Linked DNA regions of Homo sapiens: region 2 is linked to region 1. A link is an interaction called in ENCODE POLR2A ChIA-PET data of the cell type or tissue named here. Cell type or tissue: OCI-LY7. All regions are shown on one strand. Each heading gives the region's core, and the rest is flanking DNA. Links, peaks and the distances in the headings are about the cores only.

What was found. ChIA-PET counts read pairs that join two places held together with the same protein. Peaks named below come from ENCODE experiments on the same cell type or tissue, not always from the same donor. Only the 100,000 strongest peaks of a DNase experiment are listed, where the experiment ranks them.
Region 2: POLR2A ChIA-PET joins it to region 1 with 8 read pairs; 2 of 35 experiments call an interaction of 5 or more read pairs at or near these places.

The regions. Positions count from the first base shown.
Region 1 is chr20:33,881,052-33,886,479 of GRCh38, reverse strand. No RefSeq gene overlaps it. Among named protein-coding and RNA genes, the nearest start is that of CHMP4B, 72 kb to the right of the region's middle. RefSeq lists enhancers at 2,718-2,977, 3,158-3,277. In OCI-LY7, for the core only: a CTCF peak has its summit at 3,128 (motif pointing right); DNase peaks (open chromatin) are centred at 2,163, 2,479, 3,149 and 4,699; H3K4me3 peaks cover 2,486 bases; H3K27ac peaks cover 4,940 bases.
Region 2 is chr20:34,075,581-34,080,892 of GRCh38, reverse strand. It overlaps RALY (RALY heterogeneous nuclear ribonucleoprotein), which reads right to left. Exons shown (of 10, transcript NM_016732.3): 6 at 4,853-5,019; 7 at 4,078-4,191; 8 at 3,648-3,865; 9 at 2,340-2,388; 10 at 1-983. The coding sequence ends at 2,344. Among named protein-coding and RNA genes, the nearest start is that of MIR4755, 29 kb to the right of the region's middle. RefSeq lists an enhancer at 3,294-4,493. In OCI-LY7, for the core only: no CTCF peak of the experiment used is centred there; no DNase peak of the experiment used is centred there.

The DNA.
Region 1 (5,428 bases), core at 265-5,264:
GCTTAAATCAGTGGTCCCAACCTTTTTGGCACCAGGGACGGGTTTCGTGGAAGACAGTTTTTCCATGGATAGTGGGGGGGATGGTTTGGGGATGATTCATATTATATTTATTGTACACTTTATTTATATTATTACCACACTGTAATATACAACGAAATAATTATATGACTCACCATAATGTAGAATCAGTGGGAGCCCTGAGCTTGTGTTCCTTTTTTTTTTTTTTTTTTGAGACGAAGTCTCTCTCTGTCGCCCAGGCTGGAGTGCAATGGCGCGATCTTGGCTCACTGCAACCTCCGCCTCCTGGGTTCAAGCAATTCTCCTGCCTCACCCTCCTGAGTAGCTGGAATTACAAGCGCTCACCACCGTGCCCTGCTAATTTTTGTATTTTTAGTAGAGACAGGGTTTCACCATGTTGGTCAGGCTGGCCTCAAACTCCTCACCTCGTGATCCACCTGCCTCGGCCTCCCAAAGTGCTGGGATTACAGGCGTGAGCCACCAGGTCCAGCCTGAGCTTGTTTTCCTGCGACTAGATGGTCCCATCTGAGAGTCACGGGAGACAGTGACAGATCATCAGGCATTAGATTCTCATAAGGAGCATGCAACCTAGATCCCCCGCATGAACAGTTCACAACAGGGTTCACACTCCTGTGAGCATCTAATGCTGCCGCTGATCTGGCAGGAGGCAGAGCTCAGGCAGCCATTCGTGTGATGGGGAGCGGCTGTATATACAGACGAAGCTTCTCTCCCTCACCAGCCACTCACCTCCTGCTGTGTGCCAGGTTCCTAATAGGCCATGGACCAGTACTGGTCCATGGCCAGGGGATTGAGGACCCCTGGCTCAAATAACAGAAATTTATTTTCCCACAGTTCCAGAGGCAGCAAGTCCAAGACCAAGGCACCCGCAGGGTTTCCTTGGAGGCCTCCCTCCTCGGCTTTCCTCCCCATGTCCTCACACGGCCTTCCCTCTGTGCACCCTCATCCCTTGTGTTGCTTCCCCCTTTTAAAAAGGATACCAGGCCGGGCACAGTGGCTCACGCCTGTTATCCCAGCACTTTGGGAGGCCGAGATGGGTGGATCACGAGCTCAGGAGTTCAAGACCAGCCTGGCCAACATGGTGAAACCCTGTCTCTACCAAAAATACAAAAAAAAAATTAGCCGGGAGTGGTGGCACGTGCCTGTTAGTCCCAGCTACTCGGGAGACTGAGGCAGGAAAATTGCTTGAACCCCAGAGGCAGAGGTTGCAGTGAACCAAGATCGCATCACTGCACTCCAGCCTGGGAGACAGAGCAAGACTCTGTCTCAAAAACAAAACAAAACAAAACAAACAAACAAACAAACAAAAAGGACACCACTCAGATTGGATTAAGACCCAGCCCTACTGGCCTCATTTTAACTTATTCACCTCTTTAAAGACCTTATCTCCAAACACAGTGACATTCTGAGGTACTCGGGGTTAGGGCTTCAACCTATAAACTTTGGGAAGGACACAATTCATCCCATAACTGCTAAGAAAGTGGGGGTGTTTTTTTTTTTTTTTCAAAGATGGGATCTCACTATGTTGCCCAGGCTGGTCTTGAACTCCTGGCCTCAACTGATCTTCCTGCCTTGGGTTCCCAAAGTTGGCAGGGGTGAGTAGGATATTTTAGTCAAGGTGGTCAGGGAAGGCCTCTTGGAGGAAGTGTCATTTGAGCTGAGGTCTAATCAGGAGATCTGGGGAAAAGAGAGTCCAAGTAGAGGAAAGTATAAGAACAAAAGCCCTGAGGCAGGATCGAGTTTGAGGTCTCTGAGGAACAAGAAGGCCACACTGGCTGGACCTGAGGTTGGGGGTGATGGCAGGCAGGGACGGGGTCAGCAGGGCTTTGTAGGCCACGGGAAGGAGTTTGGATTTTATACAATCCTTCTCCTGCTTCACTAGAGGCCATGGGATGTGGTAAGAGGTGCTGGGACATAGTGATGAATCTGACTCATCTTCCCCATTGCCCCCCCACAGCTCTGACCCCTGCCCAGGTGCTCCCAGCCAGGCAGGCAGATAAGGAGAGGATTTAATCCACTGTGATCATTCCTGAGGCAGAGGAGGTAAGGGAGACCCTGAGGCCCAAAGTGCTAGCCCTGCCTGAACTAGTTAGGTTAGTGTCTCTGGCGGGGCTGCCAGACTCTTGATTTGAGATGAAGAAGCAGAAGCATATCCCAGGCAGAGAGACCTGTGTGGGCTAAAGCCTGGAGAAATGAAAGGGCTGCTGGTGAGCTCTGGTAGGTGGGAGATATGGGACAGGGCAGCAGCAGCACCTGCCACACAAACATCCACTACCTGGGAGCTGGCTAAGGAAATGATGGTCAAGCTGTACCAGAGAATGAAGCAGCCTTCTCTCTGCAGATACAAAAAGATCTCCAAGATGTATTAAGTGCAAAAATGAAAGTATAGAACCACGTTCCTGATAAGCTACCATTTGTATATAAAGCATGTGTGGGGGTGGTAAATATGACGACATATTTGTCCTATTTACATTTGCATAAAGAAACTGGAAGGATACACAAGGAACTAAGGCATGTGGCAGGTGATGGGGACTAGGCAGGTGAGGACGATGCAGGAGTTAGCCTTGTTTTACTGTGTGCCTTTTGAATTGTTTTTGTTTTTGTTTTTGTTTTGAGATGGAGTCTCACTCTGTCACCCAGGCTGGAGTGCAGTGGCATGTTGTCGGCTCACTTCAACCTCCACCTCCCAGATTCAAGTGATCCTGCTGCCTCAGCCTCCTGAGTAGCTGGAATTACAGGTGTGCACCATCACGCCCTGCTAAGTTTTATTTTTTTTAGTAGAGACAGGGTTTCACCATGTTGACCAGACTGGTCTCCTAACCTCAAGTGATCCACCCACCTTGGCGTCCCAAAGTGCTGGGATTATAGGCATGAGCCACCACACGCAGTCCTGAATGTAATTTTTGAAACCCATAATCATGAAACTCATTCTTAAAAATTGAAGAGCAAGAGTACAGAGGATGCGGCGCGGGAGCTGAGGTCACCAGGGCTGAGGTTGCTGTCATAGTATAAAAAGAGACATACTGCAACTGTGAGATTAACAAGAGCCATAGGACCCACTTAAGCATCTCACAGGCCGGACACCAGGTGTCACTTAGCAGTTGATACAGCCTGGCCCCAGGATTTCCAACCCTGGCCAGGGGATTTCCAGAAAACAAGACCACCTCAGCACAGATGCAACTTTCATAAACCTTGAAACAAAGCTTCCCCTTACAAGAATAGCTTAAACTTCTTTTTTGAAAGAAACACCTGGCGACTAACCTAGACTGAACCCAGGTCTAGGGAAGGGAGAAGGATCCCCCAAACTCTGAGGATGGTCTCTACACAGAGACCCTCCTGGTCAGCTGGTCCTCTGACCTCCTAAGTGTATCTGGCCCGTGTCATTGATGTCTGTCTCGTAACAGCACAGCCAAAATAAATCACTTGAGGCCGGGCACCATGGTTCATGCTTGTAACTCAGAACTTTGGGAGGCCAAGGGAGGAAGATGGGTTAAGGCCAGGAGTTCAAGACCAGCCTGGGCAACACAGCAAGATCCCATCTTTTTTTTTTTTAAGAAAAGGATAAACCGTTTGAGCATCAGGCAGTGTCTAAGACTCATCTTTGACACGAATCAAACCAAAGGAGAGAAATCGCTCGTGGGGAAGCTGGTCACCTAGGACCACCCGAACACAACAGCTGCTTATGATTTGGGCAGTAGGGAGCCATGGAAGGATTTAAAGGTAGGGAGGAGGTGTGTGACGTGATCAGACTTGTGAGCAGCCAGTGCGGAGAGTGGTTCACAGGGGGCAGCATGGAGGAGGCAGGTGTGACCATCCAGCTAGTGCCTGGCCTCTGATCTAGGGCAGAGACAAGGAGGTGGGGTGGGGAGCAGAGCGTTGGAGGGGGAAGGGACAGTAGAAGGCAGAGCTAACGAGGCTCCACTGCCAGGCAGGGATGCTAACCAGCTCCTTCCCCTCGGAAAAGAGGTGGATGTCAAATCTTGAGCCCCGCCCAGCCACACTGGCCCCTGATAAATCCCCTCTGGCCAGTCATTACTCTTCTCACGTGCAGCCCCCTAATTGCCCAGAGATGAAGTGTCTGAGGCTGCCCTCTTGCCATGGCAGACAAATGCCTGTTTGAGCAGAAGCCGGAGGGAACAGGACAGATGGGGTCCTGTTCAGCTTCCCTGCTCCCAGATCCCGGGCCTCGCTGCTCCTGTGGGCTTTGGGAAACCAACAAGGGTTTGTGTTTAATGAGGCTGCCTGCTCATCCATCACGCAAGGCCAGTGCCTTGACGACAGCAACCACCAAAGATGAGGGCCAGGCCAGGGTCCCTGAATCAGAGCAGGGTGAGGGTGGGGCAGGCTCAGTGCAATCGAATCCAGGCTGTGTAAATCACCACACCTCTCCAGGCTGTGATTTCCTCACCAAAATGGGGATCATGTTTTATGTGGCAGACATTGCATGTTAACAACTCTACACCCACTTGCTCTACTTCTTTAGGAGGAGAATCACATTTGTTTTCAGGATGGGGAGGAAAGGTACCACTGAAAAAACTCACTCTTCCCGCTTCCCTTGGAGCAGAGGCCACTATGTGGCAAGAGATAACACATAAGGCCGGGCGCGTTGGCTTGTGGCTGTAGTTTCAACACTTTTGTAGGCAGACGCAGGAGGATCGCTTGAGCTCAGGAGTTTGAGACCAGCCTGGGCAACATAGCGTGACCTGTCTCTACAAAAAAAAAAAAAAAAATTTCCGGGTGCGGTGGCTCATGCCTGTAATCTCAGCACTTTGGGAGGCCGAGGTCAGTAGATCACCTGAGGTCGGGAGTTCAAGACCAGCCTGACCAACATGGTGAAACCCTGTCTTTACTAAAAATACAAAATTAGCCGGGCGTGGTGGCACATACCTGTAATCCCAGCTACTCGGGAGGCTGAGGCAGGAGAATCGCTTGAACCCAAGAGGCAGAGGTTGCAGCAAGCTGAGATTTCACCATTGCACTCCAGCCTGGACAACAAGAGTGAAACTGTCTCAAAAAAAAAAAAAAAATTAAGTTAGCCAGGTGTGGTGGCACACACCTGTAGTCCCAGCTACTCAGGAGGCCGAGGTAGGAGGTTCACTTGAGCCTGGGAGGTTGAGGTTGCAGTGAGCTGTAATCACACCACTGCACTCCAGCCTGGGTGATGGAGTGAGACCCTGTCTCAAAACAAAGAAGCAAACAAAAGACAGAAGACATGGGGCATTTGGAGATGAGATGCCTGGAAGTGCAACAAGAGGGTTAAAGCCGCACCCCAAGGGTGCTAAAATGTGAAGATCAAAGGTGTCCAAGTCCCTGGCAGCTTCATGGAGCCACTAAGTCACCTGGGGCTGCCATATCCAGACTTCTGAATGGCACTGGGGTTTGAATGCCTCTG
Region 2 (5,312 bases), core at 1-5,000, 190 kb before region 1:
CCTGCCCGGAGTGTGAAGAACTTGTGTGTTTTGTGAGACTGAGATGTAGGGTTTGTGTCAGGGGCAGGAAAGGGGTGGTGACAAGAAACAGGAGAGGCTGGAGTAAGCAGGATCTTACACCCTACATTCAGGAGGTAGGGTTTTGTCCTGATGATGAAGAGTCAGTAAAGGGATTTTAGGCAGGGAAGGGATACGTTTCAGAAAGACTGCGTGGCTGCTGGGAGATGGTACAGGGCAGAGGCAGAAGACTGGGAGGCTGGTGGGAGGACAACGTCCAAATGAAAAAATTATAGTGTCCTAAGCCAGAAGAGAGAAGGTAGAGACTGGCAGACTCTAGAATCCTTTTAAGAGCTGGGAAAGACCAGACTTAGAAGCTGGGGAAAGAGATAAGGTCTTGACCTACTATGGGGTAAACCAAGTGGGTCACAACTGCTTGACACTTCAGCCAGCAAGATGCTCATGGGCCAGCATATCCAACCCTCCCCAGTGGCCCCACTGGCCATTTTAATCACCACTGAGGACACTAAGGTCCAGATGGATCAGTATTAGGCACCCTAGACCAGCTTTTTGGTTGGCAGAGGGGCCGGGATATCTTCATGAGAAAACACAAACCATCCCATCTCAGAACAGGTTGGGATCCAATCTCTTTATTGTCAGGGTCCCCTCCCTGTGGCCCCCCGCCAAACCTATAGAAAAAACCCAAGCCTGGGAGTGTCCTGGGGAGGGGAGGTAGTATGGGGAAACCCCTGTGCTCTACCCTCTGGCCTGGGCAGTGCAGACAGGGAGGGCTCATGGGGAAGGAGTAGGCCAGTAACTCCACCTGCAGAGGACATGGCACTGGCTGGGATGCGTTGGGGGAGGAGGCGCCTGCTGCCAGCTTTCCTCTGGTACCCGCTGGGGGGTGGCATCCAGGGTTGGGTGCCCGGCTTGAGGCCTGGGGCAGCGATGCCCTTCACCTGCTGGTGGCCATTGCTCCTGTCAGGCTGAGAAAGAGAGAGAGAGAAAGAAGAGACTAAGGCTGAGAGGAAGAGACCCTGTTGCTGATAAAAGGGGTAGGGAAGAAAGGGTGGAATGATGTCTGGAGACAGAGAGATTCTTGCACTCTGGCTGTGGCCTCATAATTTCCTGGCCATGTAACCTTGGGCAAGTCTCACCCGCTCTCTGAACCTCCATTTCCTCACCTGAGCCCATATAACTCACCTGTGAACTATTTTAACAAGCTTTGGAAAGCACCAGGCACAAAGGGGTGTAGCAGGATGGCTGGATATGGAGGTTTGTTTGCATCCCAGGCAAAACAAACCAAGAAGTTCCAAAAGAAGACTGCATATGTACAATTTTCTAAAGCTCTTCTGGAAGCCTTTGCTGGTGGGATATCTTACTACAGCATAAATGTGTCATCTATCCAGACACCTCCCTGGAAACACTAGTGTTTGAGACCTTCCTCCACCCAAGCCACCCCAAGGGAATGGGTCAGAGAGTAGTAGGCACAGCCAGGTGTGGCCTGGCTTTCCTTTAAGGTAGGGCAGAGTAGATGGTAAACAGTGGCCAGAGAGTGGGCTTTGAAGCCACACACCACTGGGCTGAAATCCAGGCTCCACCAACTACTACCTTATCTCCCTGCACCCTTTAGTGTCTGTTTCCACATCTATTATATTGGTACAATCATCAGCTTGTGGGATTGAAGATGAACTCAGAGAAAGCAGGTGCAGCTCCTGTCACACAGGGCATTTCCTCCCCATGAAAGAATCAAATCCCAGCCCCTAAGCCTGACACATACGGCCCTTCACAATCATCACCCTCTGACAATAAGCAGAGTCCTCTACCAACTAGGGGGGCACTGCAGCCACAGGAGGCTCTTGGCCTCACCACATACCAAGGACTGTCACAGCTCTGTATGGCTAAGGCCATTCCCCTGGTGTGGAACATTGCTCCCTCAATCACTAGCAGGCTCAGCTACACATCATCTCTTCCATGACCTGGCCTCGCTCTATTGTTATCCTGCTCACACTAGGTGGTAATGGCTTATGTCTTCCTCTACCAGACTAGGAGCTCCTCAAGGGCAGAGACAGGCAACATGGCTGAGTGTGCTGAGGGAAGGAACCCTTGCTAGGTGGGCCCGCCTGGCCCATCTACGGCACCTGCTTCCTCAGCATGGCAAGCCCCAAGCATGAAGGGGTGTGACGGGATGGCTAGATATGGAGGGGACTTCATTCTTGGGTATAGTCAGTGCTACTTGGCCAGGTATGCTTCGTGACACTTCCTGCCCAATCCAGGGAAAAGGCACAACCTCCACTTCACTGATTCCCCACCCTCTGCCCATCAGGACAGGACCCCTGTACCTGCTTACTGCAAGGCCCCATCATCCGCGTCTGTGTCCTGGCTGTGTTCCTGATAGGGAGGAGGTAAGAGAGACCACACATCACTCATTGCCAGCTCTGAGTCCTGCCCTGAGCCATTTGTCCAGAAAAACTTCATGGTCCAGAGGGCATCTAGAGGACACAGTCAGAAGACGCAGGAACAGCCAAGGGGAATGACTATGGGACCAGCCAACAAAGCTGGCTTGGGAACTTGGAAGGGTGGTCTGAGGACCCCACACAGGCCAGTGAAGGGTGTTCTGGGAGTGGCAGGAGCCCCATTTCTGTGCAGAGAGCCTGCACTGGAGAAGGCTGAAAGCCTTATAGACTGGTGAGCTCCCCATCTCTGGGGGCATCCAAGTCTTTGTTAGGGCCTTTATGGACACTGCTATGCCTGAGAAAATAAGATGAAGGATCAGGCTACGCTCAAAGGAGAGATGAGCTAGCATAAGGCAGACCTCCTAACCGTCATGGCCATGAGCCCATCTGTTCTCACGATAGAACCCAGCAGTGCTGAAAAGGAGAAAGCTGCAGATCCAGCAAGTCAGTCTGGACTCCAACCCTGGCTCAGTCCCTACGAGCTGATGCCCTGAGCATGCCACTCAGCCTTTCTGAGCCTCGATTTCCTCACAGGGTAAAATGTGGGAACAGAATACTCTGCATAGTACAGGGCTCTTGTTAAGGTTATGTGAAGTTAGAGAGTATGATCTGGGTCTTGGTGCTCAATGAGCGCTCATTAAGTAAATGAGCAGCAAGTGTACAACCCATATCCCACAGACTCAGAGTTTGGTCCACCCTCCCACTCAACATAAGCTCCTTGTCAAATGGCCTGCCGGCCTCAGCCTGAATAGTTCTAGTAACAGGCGGGGAGCTCACCCCCTTATGAGACAGCTTTTGCTTCATGCTTAAGCAGCAATGGCTTTTAGAAAAACCCACCTCCTGGCTGTGGCCTCCACAAGCCACCCCAGCCCTGCTCTGAAGCTCTGCAGGCCGTGTGTGCTCCCTTATGTCCGAATCTCCCATTCTCCAACTCATGTGGAAACCGGAGGCCAGAATGTGCCCGCATTTGGGGGAGGTCTGCCCTAGGCCTCAGTGGGACTTCTGATGGTGTCTGAGATAGGCAAGTGCCCCCTGCTCATTCTTCCCTCTTTCCCCCAGGACCAGAACCCCTGGGAAGGAGAGAACAGGAAGTTCACAGTGGGGGCAACCAGCTCAGGCTGCCCATTCCCCTGTTGGCCTCCTGAGAGTAGGAGCACAGTCGAGTCCCAGTCGTGCCCCTGGCCAGGCCCTCACCAGCTCTTCCTCGCTGTGTGTCAGGAGCCCTTCCTCATCGCCGTCGTCTCGGGTCCGTGCTTCCCCCTGGGGCAGGCCTGCCTCAGAAGTTGTGTTCTCTTGGGGGGCTGGTGGCCGGCTGCTGCCACCGCCACCGCCACCACCACTGCCACCGCCACCGCTGCCACCACCACCGCCGCCGCCGCCGGCGCCACCTCCATCACCCTTCTTCTTGCCATCTTGAGGGGAAGGGGTGGAGGAGGGGAGAATAAAACTCAGCCTGGGGTAGCTGTCTAGGGCAGCACCTTAGCGGAAGCTGGCCTCAGCATGGTGAGTGCAGGTGGTCCAGGATCTGCAGGGCCACCCTAGCTCCTCTCTCCCATGTACTATTTCCCCATGCTCTGCCCTGTGCCCTGGTCATGGAGGTGGGTGAGAATCCTCAGAGGCTGACCTGGATTGGCCTTTTGCTCCGCAGCGATCTGCTCCAAGCGGCTCAGCAGGGCATCGATATTGGACTTGATCTGTGTCAGCTCCGTCTTGATGGCCTGCAGCTCACTGCTCTTTACTGGGAGTGGAGGGGGGACAGGGCTGTCACCTAGGGGGCTGGAGGCTTGACACTAGCACAAAACCTCAGCCCTGTTCTTTCAACCAGGAAAGCAGTTATTTTTTGTTTTGTTTTGTTTTTTCCCTGCTTAGGAAAAAGGTCTCCTCCTTAGACTACCTGGCGTCCATCCCTACAGTGACAGCACACACTTCTGAACCTGGCTATCTTTTCTCCTGATCTCTCAACTCTGAAAGGGACCAAAGACAGACAGGAGCACAGGTGTGTATGTGTGGTGTGCTCTTCTGTGTGCACCTGAGCAAGAACATGTGTCTTTTGGAATCTGAATTCCTGGGTGATTAGTTAAGCAGCATGTGTGTACCAGAGTGAATGTGGAGTAATGGGCCTGGGTAGACCTGTCCTTATCCTTACTAGAGGAAAGATGGCACCATTTCTTCACTGGGCACCATATCCAGCACTGGACTCTCTGTGCCCAACACAACCCCTCCTCCTAAAACATCAGCTGTTTCCTCTTAGAAATGCATGAAAATACTTGGCTGTGTTAGAGCAGCAGAACTGTGGAAGACTTGTTGTTTTATCTATGTTCCAATGTAAAAAATGTGATTCTATTATTTTGCTAATGATAAAAATGCAAATTACTTAGGAATATGATACAGTCACTCACACTTGATCTTGGCTGAGCTGGTGGTGACAGCTGTGGAGCGGGCAAAGAGCTTGACAGGTACGTTAGTTTTGACACGCCGGACCAAAGGGACTGTGACCCGGGGTCGCTTCACAGGGACCGCCCTGGGCACTGGCACGGGCGACAGACGGCCCCGGTAGTCGAAGAGCCTGTGAGGGCAGATGGGCCAGAGGCTGCAGCATGGCTTGTGGCCACCAGGGCGGTATTGCAGCTCCGGCTACAAACGTGTGTGGCTGGTGAGGGGCTGGGAGGCCTGCACTACACACCTCTGCTGGCTCCTAGCAAGCCCTGGAGTGAAGAGGAAGGGCTTGCCGGACCCTGATGGCTGTTGGGATCCTCACTACCTCACTACAACCTCTCCAACCATCCAGGCCCAGTAAGGGCAGGCAAGGCATCAGGTGGTAGCAGTTATACCCCATTCAAAAGAGGAGACATCCCTAGG